Regions from separate parts of the Homo sapiens genome. Here region 1 is linked to region 2. A link is a loop called in an ENCODE intact Hi-C map of the cell type or tissue named here. Cell type or tissue: breast epithelium. All regions are shown on one strand. Links, peaks and the distances in the headings refer to the core of each region. The heading gives the core; the rest is flanking DNA. Region 1 overlaps LDLRAD3 (low density lipoprotein receptor class A domain containing 3). Region 2 overlaps LDLRAD3 (low density lipoprotein receptor class A domain containing 3).

What was found. Peaks named below come from ENCODE experiments on the same cell type or tissue, not always from the same donor. Only the 100,000 strongest peaks of a DNase experiment are listed, where the experiment ranks them.
Region 1: it touches region 2 in a loop (16-fold over the local background); 8 of 110 quality-filtered maps call a loop at or near these places.

What each region holds. Positions count from the first base shown.
Region 1 is chr11:36,031,408-36,042,714 of GRCh38, forward strand. It overlaps LDLRAD3 (low density lipoprotein receptor class A domain containing 3), which reads left to right. Exons shown (of 6, transcript NM_174902.4): 2 at 4,696-4,842. Among named protein-coding and RNA genes, the nearest start is that of MIR3973, 27 kb to the left of the region's middle. RefSeq lists enhancers at 1,712-2,006, 7,264-7,771. In breast epithelium, for the core only: no CTCF peak of the experiment used is centred there; a DNase peak (open chromatin) is centred at 5,824; H3K27ac peaks cover 276 bases.
Region 2 is chr11:36,105,919-36,117,225 of GRCh38, forward strand. The region is part of intron 4 of LDLRAD3 (low density lipoprotein receptor class A domain containing 3); the gene reads left to right. Among named protein-coding and RNA genes, the nearest start is that of MIR3973, 100 kb to the left of the region's middle. RefSeq lists enhancers at 638-1,581, 2,227-2,752, 2,753-3,276, 3,801-4,324, 4,097-4,276 and 2 more. In breast epithelium, for the core only: no CTCF peak of the experiment used is centred there; no DNase peak of the experiment used is centred there.

The sequences.
Region 1 (11,307 bases), core at 1,839-9,838, 74 kb before region 2:
TGTACAGATTCCACTCACATTCTAGGGGGATGAGGCAAGGGGCAGGTGGAACTTTCTAGGGAAGAGTATGGGGGAAAGGGAGGAAATAAATTAGTGCCTGAACACTTGGCTTTCTTCTTAGAGTGGTTATAAGTATTTACTGGAGACCTACAGAGTGGTCAGGTGCCCACTGAACACAGTTGAACAAAACAGTGCCTCTCTGCCTTCACGGAGTGTTCAGTCTAGATGGAGAGACAGTACAGACACACCAGTAAGCAAAAGCTGGGTTAAAGGAAAACAGGACACTACCAGCGTGAAAAACGGGGACCAGCTTTAGATTGAGTGTCCATGAAGGGACCTGAAGAAGTGATGTAAGCTGAGGTCTGGATGAATGAGGTTAGCCAAGTGTATTAGTTTGCTCGGGCTGCTGTGAGGTTGGTGCAGAAGTAATTGCCTTGTGCATTATGCAGTTACTTCTGCACCAACCTAACATAGCAAAGTCCACAGACTGGGTGGCTGAAATGACAGAAGTTTGTTTTCCCACAGTGCTGGAGGCTAGAAGTCTGAGATGGAGGTGCAGGATTAGCGTCCTCTGAGGCCCCTCTTTCTTGGCTAATGAGTGGTCGTCTTTTCCCTGTGTCCTCACATGGTCTTCCCTCTTACATGGTCTCTTTCCTGATGTCTTCTTAGAGGGACATCAGTCATATGGAATTAGGGCCCACCCTAATGCCATTGTTTTAACTTCATTACCTCTTTAAAGATCCTCATCTCCAAATACAGTCACATTCGGAGGTTCTAGGGTTTAGGACTTCAACATGTAAATTTTGGGGGGACACAATTGAGCCTGTTACACAGATGAAAGGTAGGTGGAAGAATGTCCGGGGTCAGCAAACAGCACATCTGGAGGCCTCACAGCAGGGGGCACTGAGATGTGTTGCAGGAGATGGTTCGAAATGAATATCTAGAAGCAGGCAGCAACTGGACCATGCTGGGCTTTGTAAACTATGGCCAGAGTTTTAGATTTATTCTGAGGACACGGAGAACCCATCAGTGCATTTTAAAATCTCACTCTGTGTGAAGAGAAGGACCTGGAAGGAGTGAGAAGTGAGAAGTCCAAAGGTTTTTTAATTAAGAAACTAAGGTTTGTCAACCTCAGCACTATTGACATTTTCAGCGGGATGACTCTTCATTGTGGGGGCTGTCTTGTGTATTGCAGGAGGTATAGCAACATCTCTGGACTCTGCCCATTAGACGCCAATAGCACCCCCATCTCCCCATCATGACAACCCAAAATGTCTCCAGACAGTGCCATATGTTCCCAGGGGGGCAAAATTGATCCCTGTTGAAAACCCATGGTTGAAAAGGGCAAGAGATAATGGCGGCTTGGATTGGGTGGTGCCAGTTGAGTGATGCAAATTGGATGGGTTTGAGGCAGGTTTTTGAAGACAGAATCAATAAGATTTAACCTGCCTTTGCCTTAGTTTCTCCTCATGCCTTTTTTTTTTTAGACAGAGTTTTGCTCTTGTTGCCCAGGCTGGAGTGCAGTGGCGTGATCTCGGCTCACTGCAACCTCTGCCTCCCGGGTTCAAGCGATTCTCCTGCCTCAGACTCCCAAGTAGCTGGGATTACAGGTGTGCACCACCACACCCGGCTAATTTTGTATTTTTAGTAGAGAAGGGGTTTCACCATGTTGGTAGGCTGGTCTCAAACTCCTGACCTCAAGTGATCCACCCGCCTCGGCCTCCCAAAGTGCTGTGATTACAGGTGTGAGCTACCGTTACCGGCCCTCCTCATGCTTTGAGTTTGATGATGTCACTTCCCTAAAGCACACGGCTGTGCACCAGCTGCATGCCTAATGCGGTTGCTCAGAAGAGCAAAAAGCATGTGCCTCTCTGTTATTGTTCACCAGGCCCCAGGATCCCTGGTCCTGCTGAGAAAGCACTTTGAGCCCCATGGCTGGCAGGACCACCTGTGTGTAACAGACATGGTATTTAGTCTCTGCATCCACCCATCCATTTGTCAAGTCCATGTGCCGCCAGCCTTATTGACTCTCAGAGCAAGTACTTTGGAATCTAATCTGGCCAATTTTCCCGCTCCAAAAATCTGTTTATCAGAACAAGATTTCACAGTTGCAGTGACGTTTCCAGGGGGGCTTGCCTTGGAGGAGCTAACTCTACAAATGCAAGTGTAAGTATTTCCAAACAAAGCAGAATGACCCTTACATTCCAGGCCCCTGAAGAGTTCTCTGCTACAGAGCAGTTCTCTAACAACAGAGCAGTTGTTAGCAAACAGCTGGAATGTGGGGGTTTTCTGGGTTGAGCATTTGTTGTCTGGCTAGTATCCAGTACCTGGCTGCCCTTCTAGGGTCCCCCTCAAGCCCTTGCCTGGAGATGGTGAATTGGTTTCATGTTCTTCTCAGGGTTGTTGGTGGCTTTCTGGAGTCCGGTCTTGAGAGGGAGTCTCATATTGATTCTTGGCTCGGTGGAACAGAGCATCATGATTAATTAGGGATGGCTGACTTTGCACTACAATAGGAGAAATTGCAGCAGAATAGGAGAAATAGTAGCATAATACCTTTGCATTTCCTAACAATCAGAGCTGCATGATTTTTGAATTCCATGTTGTTCCATGCTCTGGGCTACGTCTTCCTGCACAGAGTCTTTGCTGACACTGTTCTCTAGACCTGAAGGGTGCTTACTTTTTATCTCTGTGTGTCTATCAACATCCACTGTAGATGCTACCCTCTTTCTCGGAATCTTTTTTGATTTATTTGAATTTTGACTTTATCTTAAGGACACCAGGGAGCCATTCAATGACCTTTTAAAGTTAAGAAATGATTCATTTGGTGTTTAGACAGATCCTTCTGGCCACAGAGGGGAGAGTGGGTTGGAGAGGGGCAAGCTGGCAGGCAGGGAGGCCAAGTTGGGAAGTTGTGCTGTGCAGCAATCCCTGTAAGAAAGGGTGGCTGCTTTGGCTGGAGTCGCAACTGTGGCAATGGAGAGTCGGGGACTGGCCACATATAGGGGTTGATAGATTGAGGAGGGGACAAGGGAGATTTCTAGGATTCTGATGTGGGCAGTTGGGCAGGGTAGAGCCCCTCATTGTAGTTTCTCTCCTGGAGTTCTCCAGTGAGCGATGAAAGCTCATTTTCAGTAATGAAACGTGCATGTGCGTTATTAATTCTGTATAATGCAGCAGATGGTCTACAAGGGAAATTCCATGCAACAAGGCCGGTGGGGTGTTGCTTGCCTGTGACGGTGTCCATTGCAATTGGTTGTTGCCCGCTTGTTCTAGTTATAAAATATTTTTAGTATCACCCCAGTGGTACTATCACCAGACTACAGAATTAGTGCTCATCTGTGTTTGGAAAAGCCAGGGGACACGTCAGAGGAAAGGCGACATATTTGTTTGCTGAAGGGTGTGTATGGATTTACTGGGAGACCCAGCAGGCCGAAGGGCATCCCTGGTAAAAAGAACAGCACGCATAAAGGATAGTGGCCTGTAGGAGGATATGATGTTAGGGATCTGGAAATCTAGAGATGCTTCTCTTTGGCAAGGTTTATGAAAGAGAATCAGGGACCTTCTCTTCTGCTACCCCGAGGCGGGTCTAGACATCCCTGTTCTTATTTTGCTGTGTGTGCCTTTCCAGCCTAAAGGTATAATAAGCCCTAGCCTTTATCTCTGCATCTTTAGAACATAGCACAAGTATCTGGTCATAAATGTCCAGTAAATGCTTATGGAATGACTCAGGAGGGAGCTCTGGAGTTGTGGTGTGCTGAAGGACTGGTCTTTTTTTTTTTTTTTCCTGCTTTTCCCCAAAACTCTTTTACTCACATGGCTCCTTATCTCTCAGCCATTGATCACAATGGATCAGACTGGTCAGATCGATCAGATCCTGGCTCCCTTGAAAATCTCCCCCCAGGGTCTACTGGTAGATGAACTCAGCACCCTGCCCACCTCCACCGCCACAGCACTGGTGTTCTCTCTTTGCTTTCTAGCCTGAGGGTTGGCTGTTCGGGTTGGGGGCTTTGGCACTTTATGACCATGTTCAGTGGAGTTGAATCTGAACTTGCAGCTTGGTTCTCAGCTTCCAGTAACTCTTGAAAGGCAATTCCATGACCTTGGGACCCTGCTGGAGGTTACAAATCCCAAGTTCAAGATTCAATGTGGCCTTTTCTACCTGTGCCACCTCAGGCAGGTTGGTTTTATAGGTCTGGGCTCCTGTTTCCTAGAGTGAAATGATCTCCCGGTATTCCTTCCAACTTGGCCCAACTTCAAGGATTCTGTGATTGTAAGGGCTACAGAGTGTGAGGCCTGGAAAGATCTTGCAGTTCCTAATGTTGGAGACATTGGGAGTCCAGTGCTCACTCCTGTCTAGAATTTTAATTTTTAACCACTGCTGATGGCCAGAAAAGAACATTTGGATTTTACAACCAGTCTTTGATGGAGAAAGAAAAAAAGTCAGTGAACACCCATTTTGTGCCTGACATTCAAGTATGTTTGTTCCCTGTATTTCTCCATTTAGTCCTCTCAGAATCTCTGGAGGTGGACTGGGGCAGATTATTAGTCCATTTCACAGATGAGGAAACTGAAGGTCAGAGAGGTTGAGTCATCTACCAGAAGTCTCACCTATACCAAACCACACACCTTTCAGTTGAGGGGCGCTGAGGTCCCTGCTGTTGCTGTGCCGTCTGACCTGTCCCCTCTCTCTGACAGAGAGCCAGCTGCTCCCCGGGAACAACTTCACCAATGAGTGCAACATACCAGGCAACTTCATGTGCAGCAATGGACGGTGCATCCCGGGCGCCTGGCAGTGTGACGGGCTGCCTGACTGCTTCGACAAGAGTGATGAGAAGGAGTGCCGTGAGTGGCCTGGCCCTTTGCTGGGGTGGGGTGGCAGCCATCCTGGGGCAGAGGGGAGCAGGTCCTGAGCAGGCTTAGACCCTGCACACTCTGCTTGCTGCAAGCTGGTGGTTTTGTGCCTCTTGCCAGCAGTCCTGCTTCTTTGCTGTATCTCCATCTCAGAGTCACATGCTCTGTGTAGACACAGGGATCTTGGTGGTGGTGGAGCCAACGCTTTGAGAGAGCAGAAGGTTTTACCATCAGGCTCTACTAATCCCTACCCTGGAGTCCCATCCTTGCCTTCGCTTTATGTACGAGCCAACTGAGCATCCCAGAGGTTATGTGGCTGCAGCATCTTAAAACCAGCAAGTGGCACATTGGACTTGGGAACCCAGGGCTGCCTGACACCAGAGTCCATGCTGGTGACCATCTTACAGAGCACCGTGGAATTTTCTTGATGATTAAATGAGGCATAGCATCCTGCCAAGTATTCAGCATGGAGTTGGGACTGAATACATAGTAACGTGCTTTCCCATCCCCTTTTCTCTGCCGATAGATATGGCTTGAGCTTTGCTGGGGACATCATCTTCTAATGGGCACCACCAGGATCAAATGGTTTTGTGATCCTTCCCACCCCACCTCCTTTTCTGCCCTTTACCTGTTTCATGACGCCGAAACATGCATGAGATTTGGGTTGATGATCATCTACGAGAAAAGAGGCACCGGGGATGTGAGTTGAGAGGGGTCCGTGGTGTCAAATGATCCTGCTCCCTGCCCTGCAGAGGTGTATTTCTCTTCCTCTTCAGTTTGTCTCTGCAGAGTGAGCTTGGCCATGGTGCCCTGTGTGGTTGTCCTCCTGGGTGCCCTGGTAGGTAGGAAGCATGACTGACAAGTGGTGGGCACAGGGTTGTCTCACAGGGGATTGCCTTGAGACCACATGACTGGACGATGGTTCCTGGCTCTTTCATGTGCTTTGGGCACCAGGCCACGTGGCCTGTCTGACAGGAGAACTATGTGTCCTGGCTCTGAGCCTGCTGTCTCCCTGGAAGCCAGCTGAGGAAATAGCTGAAGACAGGTTAATCATTTGAACTTTTTTTTTTCCCTGAAACGGAGTCTTGCTCTGTCACCCGGGGCTGGAGTGCAGTGGTGTGATCCCGGCTCACTGCAACCCCCACCTCCCGGGTTCAAGCGATTCTCCTGCCTCAGCCTTCTGAGTAGCTGGAGTACAGGCACCCACCACCGTGCCCAACTAATTTTTGTATTTTTATTAGAGACGGGGTTTTACCATGTTGGCCAGGCTGGTCTCAAACTACTGACCTCATGATCCGCCCACCTCAGCCTCCCAAAGTGCTGGGATTACAGGCATGAGCCACTGTGCCCAGTCAGTCATTTGAATTTTTAACATATTTCTGACCAGAATTTGGGGCCGAGTCTGTTGACGCATGGGAACGGGCACTGGCTTTGGAGTTCACACACCTCTGGAGCAAGCTGCCCCCTCTGAAACTGGTCCTTCGCCCATCCAAGGGGTCCCATATCCCCAGTGCCTGCTCCTGCCCTTCAGAGAAGTTTTTGGGATGGGAAAATTGGGGGTGTGTTATTTGGGGAGAATATTTCATACTGCTTGTTGCATATGATCTTTCTGAATTGATCACTATACACACTGAATTTTTATTTTTGCAGAATTGTTTGTTTGTTTATTGTTTTCCAGCCCAGGCTGGAATGCAATGGCATGATCACAGCTCACTGCAGCCTCGACCTCCTGGACTCAAGTGATCCTCCCACTTTGATCCCCCTAGTAGCTGGGACCACAGGAGTGCGCCGTCACGCCTGGCTAATGTATTTTTATTTTTTGTAGAAACAGAGTTTCACCACGTTGCCCAGGTTGCTCTTGAACCCCTGAGCTCAATAATCCATCTACCTCCGCCTTCCAACGTGCTGGGATTACAGATTACAGATGTGAGCCACCAAGCCCGGCCTGCAGAATTATTTTTTAAAAGTATTATTATGTCTATTTTAGCTTTTCTCTGTTTCTAACATGGCCTCAGAATTACTAGAGCTATAACATTAGTAATCTGAGCAAATGACATAGTATGGGTGAGCTCTGTCATCTGTCTGGTTTTGAGGATTTATTAAACACTGTACAAGTGTGCCAAGTTACCATTTTTGAGATATGGTGTATATTTCAACTTCGGCACATACGGATTATCGTTAGCTGACCTGGGAATGTTTGGCACATGATCAGTTTCTGAAAGAACGCAGGATTAAGGAGTTGATTCCTAAATTGTATGCCCAGCTTTGTCAATAGCAGCTGTGTGATATTAGTGCATTCTATGGCATTCTGTGTCCTGTCACTCCAGTCTCATGATTTTAGAATTCATGCTCAAACTGGAAGACATGGTGGAGAGCAAATGTTTTTAAAAAAGATGTTGCCGGCAGCTGCCTGGAGCTGCTTGGTTTGGTTTGGAACAGGCTCATTCTTGGCTATTCTCCATTATTTTTTTCCCCTGACTTCCTACCCTTAACCCCCAAGTGTGGTGGAGGTTTGAGTGGCATTTATTTAGTCCTTTGAGCAAAACATAATTAAAAAACCATGCGCCCCAAACATACATTAACCTCTCTCTGTAGCCCTTCTTTTTTTGTCTTTAAATCGTGAAAACAGAACATTAGAAAGTTTAGACAGTAGAGGGAAGGAGAAAAAGTCCCTTTTCTAAAACAAATTCTACTTTCATTTAAAATTTCTTTCTTTTTTTTTTTTTTTTAGACGGAGTCTTGCCTCTGTCACCCAGGCTGGAATGCAGTGGCGTGATCTCGGCTCACTGTAAGCTCCGCCTCCCGGGTTCACGCCATTCTCTCGCCTCAGTCTCCCGAGTAGCTGGGACTACAGGCGCCCGCCACTACGCCCGGCTACTTTTTTGTATTTTTAGTAGAGACGGGGTTTCACCGTGTTAGCCAGGATGGTCTGGATCTCCTGACCTCGTGACCCGCCCGCCTCGGCCTCCCAAAGTGCTGGGATTACAGGCGTGAGCCACCGCGCCCGGCCTAAAATTTCTTATATATTCCCTTTCAGCCTAGGAGTGAGGGTGTGAGCCCTTGAGAAGGCCGATTTGTGTCAAAATCAGAGCCCTTCTTCCCCCTTAGGGGGCTGTGTGATCGTGGGAAACTTACCAGAATGTTCTAAACTTTAGCCTTTGGGAGGTTTAAAGAGAATTCTTTAACCTCCTGGTGCCTCAATTTCCTCCTCTCCAAAATGGGGGTAATAAGGCTTCTGATACTTAACAGTGTTGTGAAATTTTAACCTGTATGAAGCACGCAGCACAGTGCCTGTATACAGTAAGTGGCTTGTAAACATTAACTGCTATTGGTTAAATCTGTATCAACTATTTTATTTGGTCGTTGTCATGGGGAAATACGGTTCAATTATCTGCTTTTTTCTACTTAACATTAGAGGCCCTTGGCCACATTCTATATTGAGGATTCACAGTTGTTTTGGGAGGCTGCCTAATGCTCTGTCAAGTAGTGACACTGTAACTTAACCATCCCTCTATGTTTCAGTCTCTTCTGTTTCAGTCTCTTCTGCACTTTTACTTCTGCTGGTCAAAATGTTTAGGATCATTTAAAGAACTTATGCATAACCAGACGACAGAAATATACAATGGTTTCAGCCAGAGTCAGGGTGGACAGGGCTGAGGTCTCCAGGGTGACCAACTTGACCACCTTTTCAAGGATGATGGAAACGGCTGATGTGGAATTTCTGCCGCCTTCCCGGAGGGAGGGAGACTGGTTCTGTGTCTTGCTTATGAGCTACAAAGCCCTTTCTCTGATTCTTTGGAGCAACTGGGTACTTAAGGGGAGGTGAGTGAAGGTGGCAGTGTTCTCGCCTCGGAGAGGTGATTACTTCAAGTGCCCTGTGGAGCTTTGGCATTGGAAAGATAATACGCTTCTTAAAAAAGAATTCTTGCCCTTTTCGAAGGGCAAGAAAGAGCCTGGAGAGGTGTGTCATGGTGGGATATGAGGCAGTGAGCAGCTCTTCTGTATCCACAGCAGAGGAAGGATTTTTACCAGACAGGAAGATTTTTTTTTTTTAATCGTGACGGTAATAAGATCACATATTGTAAAAATTGAGGGCAGAGAAGGAGGAAAAGCATCTGTACTCAGATCCACTATTGGCATCCTGGAAGTTCTCATTCAGGCTTTTCCCCAGTGTAATCGCCAGGGGTGTACAGTTTTATATTTTGACATTTTCTCATGTAACATTTCAACCTGTTAACAGTTTTTCTGTATCTCCCCCCATTTTTCTCTTTATCATTTTTAGTGCCATTAACTTGCTATAATATGGTTTATTTACACATAATTTGGCATTTCTCTTCTTTCCAGTTTTCCACTATGGGAAACAGTGCTCACTTGTGAACAGGAGGGTGGACATGACTTTCCCTCTGTTTTGAGAAATTTGCTTAGGCTAAATTCTCAGAATTAAAATTACTGGGTTGGAGGGAAGGCGCCTTTTCTGGCTCTTGACACCGACTGCCGACTTGTTTTGCTAAAGGTTTGCACCAGTTTGTTGGCAACATGTGAAAACTATGACTTTATTTTAGTCTTGGCAGCCCTGGGTAACATCTTTAAAAAATATTTTTCTGGTTAATTTAATAATTGAAAAGTTACTTTTTTTAATTAAAAAAAATTATCTAGCTAGATTGAGTGTTTTCCCTTACCTCTAGTTACTAGTTTTATTTCTTTGTGAGATACCTATTGATGGACTAATATTAATTTCCAGCTGAGTTAAGACATTAGATTTTCTGCCTCTTGAATCTGTAGAAGAGGGTCATTTTGGGACACTTTGAGTATATTTCTGTTCTTGGTTAGTGGAGTGCCCTCAGTGATAGTTTTATCCAAATAACTTAAAAATAAAATAAAAGGAATAAAGATAATGTTTTACAAAAACGAGGAAGCTCCATGGAAGTCCTGATTATGAGGAGAGCTTATTAGAGCTTCCTCTAGGCCACACTATCCCAGGCATTTTACATTCTATTGATTCATTTGATTATTGCGGAAGCCTTATTAGTAACCGGCTGGTGTCATCTCCAGATGAGGAAATTGAGCAGTAGAGCGATTACATGGAGCTTGCCTGTTGGCCCAGAAAATAAGTCTCCATAACCTTCCTCCATCAGAGACCCCCAGTGGGGGCTTTCAGTCTTTTTCTCTAGGTATCTGTTACCCTGCTGAAATGGAATCTTACTGCTATCATGACATATTATCATGTCAAACCTGCTTTTTAAAAAGATTCTAAAAACGTCAATAATGGTTTCTTATAGAAATGAATATTTACATGGCCGTTAGTCCTGGGAGTCTCTGAAATGTTTTCCTTGAAGAGACTGTCCTTTGATTAGTGCTCCCCTCTGTAATAAAGCAGCAGTCCAAATTTCCAGAACCCACAGGGGACCAGGGGTCAAGAGCCTTAAGATCTTTTTCCAGTTCTGTGTTGATTTTAGCTGCTGTCTCTCCGTGTTCTAACCAAGTGGTTGAGGGGATCTTGAATGTTTGGGGTCGTCTTCCCAAGGCGGTTCATTTTCTTCTTTGGAAAGTTACACTGATTGATGTCTTTGACTTTCCATGTACAGACCTGGCCCTTTATGTTTGGTGGGTGTGTTTGGTTGAGGGGGGTGTGGAGGAGGGATAAATTTGAGGACTTTGTTAAATGATAAAATATTAATGAATCTCCAAATCCAGAGATAGAAAAGTAGGTGCAAAAATGGGATTTGAATTTTACTTGCTTTTACTGTTCCTGACCGTTTCTTGAACATGTGTTATTATTGCTCTGGTGTAAAGGCATAAATCCATGAGATAGGGTTGAGAGGGCAAGTTTGGGCAAATGATCACCACGAAATATAAGAGCAAGAAAGCTGGGGTTGAGATTGTTCAGGCTCCATACTCTTCCTCTTTTCCTTTTTAGCATCTGCCTCGTCTTCTGCCTCTAGGTGGTGCCACATATATTTTCTTTTAAACTTGCACTGCAGGGCAAGTAGAGATGTGGGGAAAAAGTTGGATTCTGAGTTATCCTTTACCTTTTCTAAGCTTTACCAGGAATTCAGCTGTTTCTCTAGGGCACCTAATGCCGGCTCCACACACCAAATGCCTCTGGAAATCAGGAAGCTTTCATAGGATGGATAGAGCTTGCTGCTGCTTCTCTTGGGCCGTTCTGTCATTTCTCAAAGAAGGGGATGTGTTGGCTGATGAGCTGTGGCTTAGAAAGGCAACCTGTCAGTCATTGTGTGCAGCTGCAGTGGGCTCAGTTCTCCCCATCACTCTGTAGAAAGCAGAACTGGCACAACACTATCATTTTGGGTTGAATTATAGCCCAGCCTTCCCCCACAATTTTCCTGTGTTGAAGTCCTAACCCCCAGTATTTCAGAATGTGACTTTATTTAAAGATGGAGTTTTATAAAGGTAACCAAGTAAAAATGAAGTTGTTAGGTGGGTCCTAATCCAATA
Region 2 (11,307 bases), core at 1,476-9,475:
AGTGCCAGAGCAGAAATATAGCCAAGAGGATGTGAAACTGCCAGAGAGTGATCAGAGTAGAGTGCAAGAGCGAAGGAAAGTGAGCTTCCAAGGGAGACTGGAAGTGCTGGATGCTGTGTGGGAACTGGACAGTTGCCGGTAAAGAATCCCCTTGGCAGGGAGAGCTGGAAGTAAAGAATCGCCTCGGTAAGGAGAGCTGCTAGTAAAGAATCGCCTTGGTAGGGAGAACTCCTGGTCTGCCTATGGTGTGGGACTTGGTAGAGCCATGCTTGGTTAGGAGGACACCTCCCAGCCTGTATTTCAAGTTCATTTTCTGTACTTGGTGCACAGACCTCATTATCTCTCTCTACAACAGCCCCAGACCTGGAGTCAGTGGAGTCAGAACCCTTCCATGTTCCTTGAAAGCCATGGCCTAATCCATCAATATCTGTGTTCTAAGGACCTTGGACAGTTGCACTTTCCCCTTGGAGTTCTAATGCCTAAGTTAGCTGGTGACTGACCTTGATTTATTGCTGGATTCTGGGCTCACAGTGAATATATATGTATCTATGAGAAGAAAGAATTAGGGACAGTGACTGCTTCTTGCCTTACCCTCTCAAATAGATACCTCAAATAAAACCTCAGAGGTGGGGAACCCCAGGAGGAGGGTCCTAAGGGCTGCTAGGCAGAGGGGTCACCAAATCAGACCAACACTGCTAACTCTGTGGCTTTTGTGTCCTGCATCCGTGATGACCAGGGTATATTGTATATAGTTCATCGAGGGAACTGTCCTTTAGCTACTGCTGAAACTTGGAGTTTGGTGTCCCTTCACACGCTCCACCTACCCCAAACCCACCACCACCATATGGGGTCTGTGATAGACTGGATTTTTACTTTCAGTTCTTCACTCCCTCCCTCTGCTGTGTGACCTGGCAGAATGGCCAGAGGAAATGTCCCTGCCCCGTGGATGCGGGGCTTGCTTTGGCCCGTGGTGTGTTGGCAGTCAGCATGAGACCAGCATGGCCTCTTGCATCTCAGAGATCTTCCTGGAGAAGAATATACCCTGGGCGCTGCTGGTCCAAGGAGAATGCAGTGGCACATGGAACTGACCCGGACCCACCCTGCAGCTCAGGATCTGTCCCAGCTGAAGCCAGCAGAGCCACAGCCAGCCTGCAGATCCAGGAGAAGCCAGTGAATCTTTGCTGTTGTAAACCACTGAGATTTTAAGATGTGTCTGCTACATAGCAAAACTGATTGATATTAGATCCTCAGGAAATGTCTGTCTGTAATTTTTCTTTTTCTTTTTCTTTTTTTTTTTTTGAGACAGAGTTTCACTCTTGTCACCCAGGCTGGAGTGCAATGGCGCGATCTTGGCTCACTGCAACCTCCACCTCCCAGGTTCAAGCAGTTCTCCTGCCACAGCCTCCCGAGTAGCTGAGAGGCGCCCGCTACTATGTCTCACTAATTTTTGTATTTTTAGTAGAGACGGGGTTTCACCACGTTGGCCAGGCTGGTCTTGAACTCCTGACCTCAGGTGATCTGCCCACCTCAGCTTCCCAAAGTGCTGGGATTACAGGTGTGAGCCACCATGCCCAGCCTCTGTTTGTAGTTTAACAGGTATAGTCATGTGCTGCATAATGACATTGCAGTCAACCTACATATATGACTGTGGTCCCATGAAATTATAATACCATGTCTTTACTGTATTTTTTTATGTTTAAATACACAAATACTTGCCATTGTGTTACAGTTGCCTACAGTGTTCAGTACAGTAACATGCCGTACAGGTTTATAGCCTAGGAGCAGCAGGCTGTACCATATAACCTAGGTGTGTAGTAGGCTCCTCCTTCCAGCTTTGTGTAAGTTAATTCTATGATGTGCACCCCATGATGAAATCGCCTAATGATGCATTTCTTACAATATATCCCTGTCGTTAAGCAACGCATGACTGTATTTTTGATTGCTACTGTGTGCCAGGCATTATGCCCAGGAGACAAAGGCACGTACCAAATTTTGTTAAATCTTAAAATGCCATCTATTGTAAGAGCTATCATTATTTTATGTTTTGCTGAGAAAGAAACAATACTGACCATTAAATTATGGCACAGTGTTGTTTTTAAGATGCATTCCAGGCCAGGCACGGTGGCTCACTCCTGTAATCCCAGCACTTTGGGAGGCCGAGGTGGGCAGATCACGAGGTCAGGAGATCAAGATCGAGACCATCCCGGCTAACACAGTGAAACCCCGTCTCTACTAAAAATACAAAAACAAAATTAGCTGGGCGTGGTGGTGGGTGCCTGTAGTCCCAGCTACTCTGGAGGCTGAGGCAGGAGAATGGTGTGAACCCAGGAGGCAGAGCTTCCAGTGAGCCGAGATCGCGCCATTGCACTCCAGCCTGGGTGACAGAGCGAGACTCCATCTCAAAAAAAAAAAAAAAAAAAAAAAAAAAAAGATGCATTCCAGTTTCAGAATGTTAAAATGTAAAATAAAAATTGTATCTTAGAATTGAAGAACGGTAATAGGGAACCAGACAAATGTGGTCTCTGCTCTAATAGAGCTCATATTCTATAGGAAGAGCAGGTGTTCGGTTGGTCAGTAGCGTGAGGAATGTGTTGCAAGGACAGGCGCAGGACACTCTGGAAGTGAATGGCAGGGCAGTCAGTGGGGTGCTAAGTCTTTCTCAAGACAAGATGCTGAAGTTGAAACCAGAAGGATGGGGAAGAGTTACTGGACAAGAGAGAGGAGGGTCAGCGGAGAAGGATCCTTCCAGGCAGAGAGAATGGCAGGTAAGCAGATCCCAAGGTGAGAAACAGCGTGATGCATTTGAGGAACTGGCAGATCCACGTGGCTGCCCTGGGGTGGATGTCAAAGAAAAGCCAGAGCTAGATGGTAAAGCACTAAAAACAAACTTTATCTAGAAAAATGGTTGCCATCAGGGAAAAGAGACCTCAGTATAGAACTGGGTTCAATTCCAAATATAATAGGAAAAGTGGGAATTTTTAGCCAAGCAGTAGGGTGGGGTTAGTGGGTGGAAAATTACTAAGAGGAAACATCAGGGTAAGGGGGGATTCTGACTCAATGGACCTAACAGGATTCTCACTGAAGGCAGGCCAGGAGGATGGTGGAGGATGGTGGAGGATGAGGAACAGGATCAGATATCAAGGGTGAGCATGTGGCAGATGGAGGATTTTGCTAAACTGACTCATAGGGCTTTTGCTAGAATCAGACAATGCAGAGAGGAACGCAGAAGCCCCAAAGCTAGGGCTTCTTTGAGAAGAGAGCTCAGAAGAACCGGAGTGGAGTTTGGTCAAGGAGAGAATCTTTGTCATGGACGGGGGAAGAACAGCCTGCAGGGAAGCTGGAGTGGTCCGTGGTGGCCTGCGTGGACTGGGGGCCTGGGAAACCATGGGAAGGATGTTGCGCTCTCTCCCATGGGCCGTGGGAAGCCACGGATAAGACACGTGAAGGTGGGGGCAGTGGGAACATATGGGGGATGGCTTCAGGAAGTATTTCAGGCTAGAATCGCCAAGATTTGATGACAAACTGGATGAGAGTAGCAAGCTGCGTTATCACCATGGGGATACTAATTTTGTGGAACTAGAGAATCTGCCGTATTATTTTCTGATTGTGCTTGCTTTCCACTTTGCTGCTCCAGGCCCCCCACTAGTCTGGGTAATTGAGAGTAAAAGAGCTTATACTTTTGGAATAGAGAGATCTTTGCTTTTTTCTGTCACCAAATAGAACCAAGTGACTAAGCAGGCAGAGATAATTTCTACAGAAGTCGTGCAGGGCATGTGATAGGAGAAGTGCTAATTTTAGTTTAGTTTTCCAAATATGGATGGAAAAAGCTTTATATTTAAAAAAAAATAGTCTGCGTTTAGGGGATCCAATCAAAAATGTCACAACCTGGAATTTGAAGGGTGGTCAGTATTTACGCCAAACCTTGTGGCTGCAAGTGATGTCAAGAGCTTCATTAGAGAGTCCGTAGGAAAGAATCATCACCCTTAAGGAATTCCTGTAGATTTTCATAGAATGAAGCTGCTGGAGGTCCATTTAACAGGAAGAATGTGGAAGCCTTTTTTCCACTTTTAATTTAGAGTTTGAAAGCCCAGCTGGGCTGAGAGAGGCAAAAATGCTGACTCCATTCGAAGAAACTGAAGGAGGCTGGGAGAGGTTGATTGCTGCCTTTGTGTACAGGTGGGGTTTTCTTCTTAGTAATAGAGTGTTTGCATGACAAAAGCTTCCTTTTCTTTAACCACAGCAGCAGGAGTTTGAAGATTTCTGAAACGTCTTTCATTTAGAAGCAAGTCAGAATGATTCTGTACTCAAAGACAGTAGTTGCTTCCTGATAACTTTGTTACTGCGGTAATCTTTAGGGCTGTTTCTTTAGTCTCCCCCATTTCTTTCAGGTGCAGGTTTCCCCTCCTTGTCCCTCTCCAGTTGGTCCCTGCCTCTGTCCTAGCTCTCTCTCCCCGGTGAATGGCGGAGTCCATCCTGGACACCTGGCAGAGTGTGATTCCTCCTGAGGTGGAAGGACTGAGTTTCAGAGCAGTCAGGGATCAGGGGTAGGGCTTGCTGTCTCTCTGCAAGTTTGCTCTGCAAGTTTCTGGAGCCCTAAGACTGCTGTGTTGTGCTGCTTGATTGTAGAGGGGACATTTATCCCTCCATGGACTGACTGCTGTGGCTCTCAGCTCCCCAACCCCCAACACCCTTTGACTCTCTTGGGTCTTTCTAACATTCGTTCATGCACACATCATTTGCAGAGTGCCTGCAATTGCCCGGTCTCACCCAGGTACTGGAAGAAATACAAACTATTATAGATCAGCTCAAAGTTGCTCACAGTCCTGCAAGGGAGAAACATAATAGCCTGCAGATAATTACCCTCAAGTGTGATAAATGCTGTAATAGAGGAATGAGCAGCATGCCGTGGGAGCTTGAGGCTGGCAAGGAGTGACAGTTTTTCCTAGGGGGATATGGCAAGGCTTCAGAGAAATGAAATCGCTGCCCAGTCTTTACAAATACATAAAAATGGACCTGAAAACAAACGTGGGGCTGGGCATCTAGCCAGAGAGGGAATAGTATAGCCAAAGACAGAGATTCTGTATGGCTGGAGCAAAGTGTGCATGTGTATGTGTGGGGAGTGGGAGACGTGAAACTGTTAGGGTGCATTGAGGCTGACTGCTGGGGGCCCCCTCCCTGCAGGATCCAATGAGAAGGTGGAGACAGAGGAAGAAACCCAGGAGAAATGAGATGTTCAACCCTGGAAAAGAAATTCATAGGAGCAGCTCGTTATCACTGCATGCCGTGAGAATTCTGCTTATCCTTGTGTCTTACTGAGCCCTGCTAGCCTACAGGCAGGATGAGCCTGGGGAATCGGGGAATCGTAGACCTGTGAATTTCTAGGGGTGAGAAGAGTTTGGGAAGCTCAGTGACCATAGAAGGGATATCCTCCCCCTCCTGCTTCCAACAAGTGGCTTGAAAAACTTACCTGGGTTATTCAATCAGGTCAGTTATGTCTTTTTTTTTGGCCCCAGTTTGACTTCCTGATAGCTTTGTGGCCAGTGAAAGGTGGAAATGTGCTCTGTGTTGCAAATATGTCAGTTCTTGTCACATCCCCCAAGTACTCCAAGCAGCTCTTTCTTGTTTCCACCTTGTTTTCCTCTCTGGAAACCCACCATGTTATCAGTCTGTTTCATCTTTTTTTTTTTTTTTTCTTTCTCTGAGATGGAGTCTCACTCTGTTGCCCAGGCTGGAGTGCAGTAGAGCGATCTCAGCTCACTGCATCCTCCGCCTCCCGGGTTCAAGCACTTCTCTGCCTCACTCTCCCGAGTAGCGGGGATTACAGGCGCCTGCCACCACACCCGGCTAATTTTTATGTTTTTAGTAGAGATGGGGTTTCGCCATCTTGGCCAGGCTGGCCTGGACTCTTGACCTCGTGATCCACCTGCCTCGGCCTCCCAAAGTGTTGGGGTTACAGGCGTGAGCCACCACGCCCGGCCCAGTCTGGTTCATCTTTAGTTCATTTTGTGGAATGCCTCTAAATGACACTTACCCATCTTCTCCCATTGGTTCTCTTCCTTGAGATTTTGTGCCCTTTATCATGTGTCTGCTGCTCAAATTTGCATCAGTAGGTCAGCTGTTATTGAAACCCTCCTTTTTTTCTTTAAGAAAATTTATTTGTACCTCTACAGCAGAAATAGAGAGAGAATAAGTTTGTGCAAACCACACTTTATGAAATGGATCCTCATAGCACATCCTTTTTAATGCAGGCTTGTTGTTGCAACATTATTCCTGGATTTTCAAAATCCAGCCAACATGGATACCTCTGCTACTCTGAAACCCTCCTTTTTGCAGAGCACATTGCTAGGTGCTGAGAGTCAAGAGAATTCCTATGAGCTGCTTCATTCTAGTAGCTTATTTTTTAATTGAAGAGAAAGACCAGGAATACACAACCATCTCTTTGACCACTACTAACTTGAGAAATGTTGCATAAGGCCTTCTATTTAAAAGTAAACGTGAATTCCCCATATATCCAGAGTGCCAGGGGACTTAATGTATGTTAAATTAGTTGCCCTGTCCTCAGCAACTTCCAGACCGTGCACTCATGACCTTTGGAAGGGGCAGCCCTCTGCTCTCCAAGACACCTCCCTGCCATCTCAGTCATTGTTGACCAAACCTTAAGTGGACAATTGATCCTAGGCTAGTCTGTTTATCAGCTGGCCAGCAGCAAATCAGAATGTCTCTTTCAAAGACACTCAGGGCTGAATCAGCCTTAGGATGCTAAGCAAATCATTCCGTAGGATAGGACACAGTCACATAGAAGCTACAGCTGGGAAAGGCAGAATTCATAGTAGAGAGTGCTGGTCCACCTAGAGGCCAGCCCAAGAGGCCAGAGGTGGCCATCCCCAAAAGAGAGATGGAGAGAGTATTTGCTTTTTTTCCTCAGATGTTTTCCCAAATCCCCAGGAAGCCCAGTATCTCTGCCTTTTCAGTGAAGCCTCTGTCTTCTAGAGTATGCCTTTCCCTTCATTTGAACTGATTTGAGTGGATTGCAAGCTCTTACCAAGAATGGTCAGTGTCAGTCAGTCATACATGGAGTCATGGAAGACCTACATTGCATACCTCTGACAAATAGGAAGGAATGGGAAGACAGGGAAAAGGTTCAGAAAGACAGATATGTGCACATCTTTTGAGGGACTTTTGGGATCTAGTTTCTAGGGTTTCTTCTATGATTCTTTCTCACATTAGGTTCTTAATGTGGAATATTTGAGGTGGCCCAGGGATTCTGTATTAGTTAGAACATAGGGTAAGCTGCCATAACAAAGAGATCCCATCGTGAAGTGGCTAAAATGAGATGCAGGTTATGGCTTAATAAGTGCCTTCGATGAGAAAAAGATCTCTCACTTGGAATACCCCAGAGATGAGCAGTTTAGGCCAACAGGGAGCTCTCCGCTCCTCAGGAATTCCAAGACCACTACAGTGGTTACTATTTCTGAGACATCAGAAAGCGGGGAAGTACAGAAGGAGAAGACTGAAATTAAAAAAAAAAGAAAGAAAAAGGAAATAAGAAGGGGAGACCAGGACAGATAGCTTGATATATAAGAAGATGACCTGAAAGTTATACACATCACTTTCACTGATGATGTGGTTGCCTGATCATGACATATTCACATGACCACACCTAGCTGCAAGGGAGGCTGATCAATGTTTTCTTTCTCATTGTGGGTACTTATATCACCTTTTATATCCTAGGTGTAGAAATCACATAGCATCACTTTTTTTTTTTTTTTTTTTGAGACAGAGTCTTGCTCTGTCATCCAGGCTGGAGTTCAGCAGCATGATCTCAGCCCATTGCAACCCCTGCCTCCCAGGTTCATGCGATTCTCCTGCCTCAACCTCCTGAGTAGCTGAGATTACAGGCCCACGCCACCACACCCAGCTAATTTTTGTATTTTTAGTAGAGACGGAGTTTCGCCATTTTGGCCAGGCCGGTCTCAAACTCCTAACCTCAGGTGATCCACCTGCCTCGGCCTCCCAAAGTGCTGGGATTACAGGTGTGAGCCACCATTCCCAGCCAACTTCTGCCATACTCTATTGATCAAAATAGTCAGGACTTTCTATAATATTATGAAAAGGCAGAAAGGGAGATTGGATGGGTACTGGGGATTGATTAGCCACAGTCTTTGCCACAGACTCTTTTGGACTGAGCCGATAGGTCAAAGGTTAGCTTATGCAGTAGCATGGGCTGTAGGTTTTTTGCACTGATCAACACCGGAACTTTTAGAAGACTTTTAGAAGATTTGTTGCTGCTGTGAGTGACATCAGTTCACACAGCCTGAGAGAGAACTCTCAGTCCATGCTGTCCCTCCTTGGGCTCACTCAAGTGAAATGGGTCGAGCTGCAACACTGTGCGGTGCCAACCGGGAGAAATCTGCCTATCGGGGCTGAGAGACATCCTGTAGTGGCTGCCCGTCTCCTTTGCCCCAAATGTCAAGTGGAAGAGGTGCTTCACATATTTATTTCTTCCTACATGGGCTCATTTATTGTAAGCCCATTGTGACCCTTGGAAAGCCAAGCTTTTATCTTGATTTTGGAGTGTGATCAAGGTGACAGTTGTTCTCTGGATGACAGGAATCTGACTTTGGTTTTGCTTTTTCCATAGAGGTCAGTTGGCCTCAAATTTGGGCCAATTTGCATCTGGAGGAGACCTCCAAGGACAGATGCCTTGTCCTCATTAGCTAATTTGTCAGGCAGTCTTTCCTGTGTGGCACAGAACCTTTTATAGATTTTTCCTCAAACTCGTTTTGGTTGGCCAGTGCCTGCCTGCCTTTCTTTCTGGAAATGTGCTGTGTATTTGTGGGGACGTGACTCCATGGTGCGTCTCTCTTCCCAATACATTCCCTTTCCCCTATCCACAGCCCTGTTACTTCTGTCTTTCTTCCACTCTCAGTGCAGCAATTTTAAAGTACATCCACAGATTCTTTGGCACTCCTACCTTTGAGAGGTACAGACTGTGTCCCTACTTCTGGAAACTGGGCCAGCTATTGTGACTATTTTGATCAGTAGAGTATGGCAGAAATGATGCTATGTGATTTCTACGAATAGGATATAAAAGGCGACATGGCCTCTTCCGTGTCCAGAATACCCCTCTTGAGAGCTTCAGCCACCATGTGAATGTGGTGCCCTGAGACTGCCATATTGTGAGGAAGCCCGAACTATCTACACAAAGAGACCCTGGAGAGGCCAATGAGAGGAGAGAGATGCTTGGGCCACCCCTGGCTGCTTCAGCCACTGCTGTCCCAGCTGCAGATACTGTCTGACTGCAATGACTTGTGAGACCTGGAACCAAAACCACCGCTTCCTTCTCAAATTCCTAAACCATAGAAACTGTGAGAGATGATAAAGATGGTGTTAAATTTGGGGATGATTTGTTATGTAGTAGTTGCTGATTGGAACCTCAGTCAATAAAAAGGCATCTCCTTGCTGCATCGTCAGTGTGCTCGTCTTGATAGAGAAGCTAATAGTAGGTACCCATTTTCAGAGTCTTACTTTTCCTAGGGGCAGCTCGAACCTTTCACTGGACCCCCGCTTCCCAAGAGAGCATTCATGTGGCCCTTGTGTTCCTGAACTCTGTCAAAGATGACCACTCCCTGAGGTTGCACACGAAGGCCAGAAAGGCTACTGACCTCAAGCTCTGCTGTGTCATGTTTCTGTCACACACAGCTATTCCTTATCACCCCACGGTCACATCCGCAAAAGGACGCCCCAGTCCCTCCTCACCTCAAGCATCATCCAGCGAGGCTGTATATGGTGCTTCTGATGGAAGCTGAGCCTGAGTCCCTGATCCCTCACTTCCTTGGCATGAGACTGAAGCCTGAGATACCTTTACTTTCTCTGTGCCAGGCCTGTGCTAGGCATGGAGGATATGGAGGAGAACATTAGATGTGAGAAAGTTTTTAAAAATAAAGTCCTTCTGCTTTGGGTATAAATCTCAGGAGTAAGCTAGTTTTGCAAGGCCTCCCCCTTACCTTAGCATGTATATTAACATATTCATGATATAAAACATTAAGAGCCCAGGTTCTGGATAGGTCAGGCAACAGCTGTACCACTTAGTAGCTCTGTGATTTTGAGCAAGTTACTTAACCACTCTGAGCTTCACAAAGGCAACCAGGCCTGCCTCTAGGATTGCTGGGAGGAAATGTGAGAAAGGCTGTCCAGCACTTAGCAGGTACTTCTAAGTGTGAGTTCCATTCCCCATGGACCACCATTCCCCTATATAACCAGCAACCATCAGAGCTACCAGCCCAAGCCATTCCATCTTTCGAAAAACACCAAATTGAAGAACCAGATGGGTTCCCCAGTGTACTCTGTCTCTGACAGCTGACAAGGGTTTTCTTTTTCCTGCCTACCAGCAAGAAGCCAGCGTCCCAGCTTGGTTCCATCTGGTATCTTGCTTCCTGGCCTAACAAAAAAAGGAAATACCAGTGGAATGTTCACATATAGCTGGGGGTGAAACCGACCCTCTTCCAGGAAGGCGGGGATGGGGGGATGCTCATAAGGCGCTTCTATTGTCTAAAGTGCCCACTATAATAACTCCCCCAATTGTGTTCAGAGAAACTGTATTACAAATAACAGAGCTGAATCTCGTATTAGCCTTTGTTAATTCAGTGTTAGGCACCTGGGATGCATCCTTGGACAAGAGAGACTCCCTGCATTATGTGGTTCTCTTCATTTCTAGTGATTGGCACCTCAGATATCAAGGGAGGAGACTAAAAAAATAAAAAATAAAAAAATAAAAAAATAACAACTGGCACTAGTTTAAAAGCCACGTGTAATTCTTGATTAGTTTTCTTGATTAGTTTGGGGAAATTAACCATATTTTGATTATTTATCAGGACAAAGACTTGCCTTGTCATTGCCTGAGTAACCTTTCTTTTTCTTTTTTTCTTTTTTTTTTTTTTTGAGATAGAGTCTCACTCTGTCACCCAGGCTGGACTTCAGTAGCGCAATCTTGGGTCACTGCAACCTCTGCCTCCCGGGTTCAACCAATTCTCGTGCCTCAGCCTCCTGAGTAGCTGGGACTACAGGCGCGAGCTGCCATGCCCGGCTAATTTTTGTATTTTTATAGAGGTGGGGTTTCACCATGTTGGCCAGGCTGGTCTCGAACTCCTGACCTCAGGTGATCTACCCACCAGTGATCTGCCCACCTTGGCCTCCCAGAGTGCAGGGATTATACAGGTATGAGCCACCGCACCTGGCCTGCCTAAGTAATCATTTAGAGCAAAAGTTGTGAGGTAGAATCTGGAAGGAAAAGGAGGAAGGAGCCTC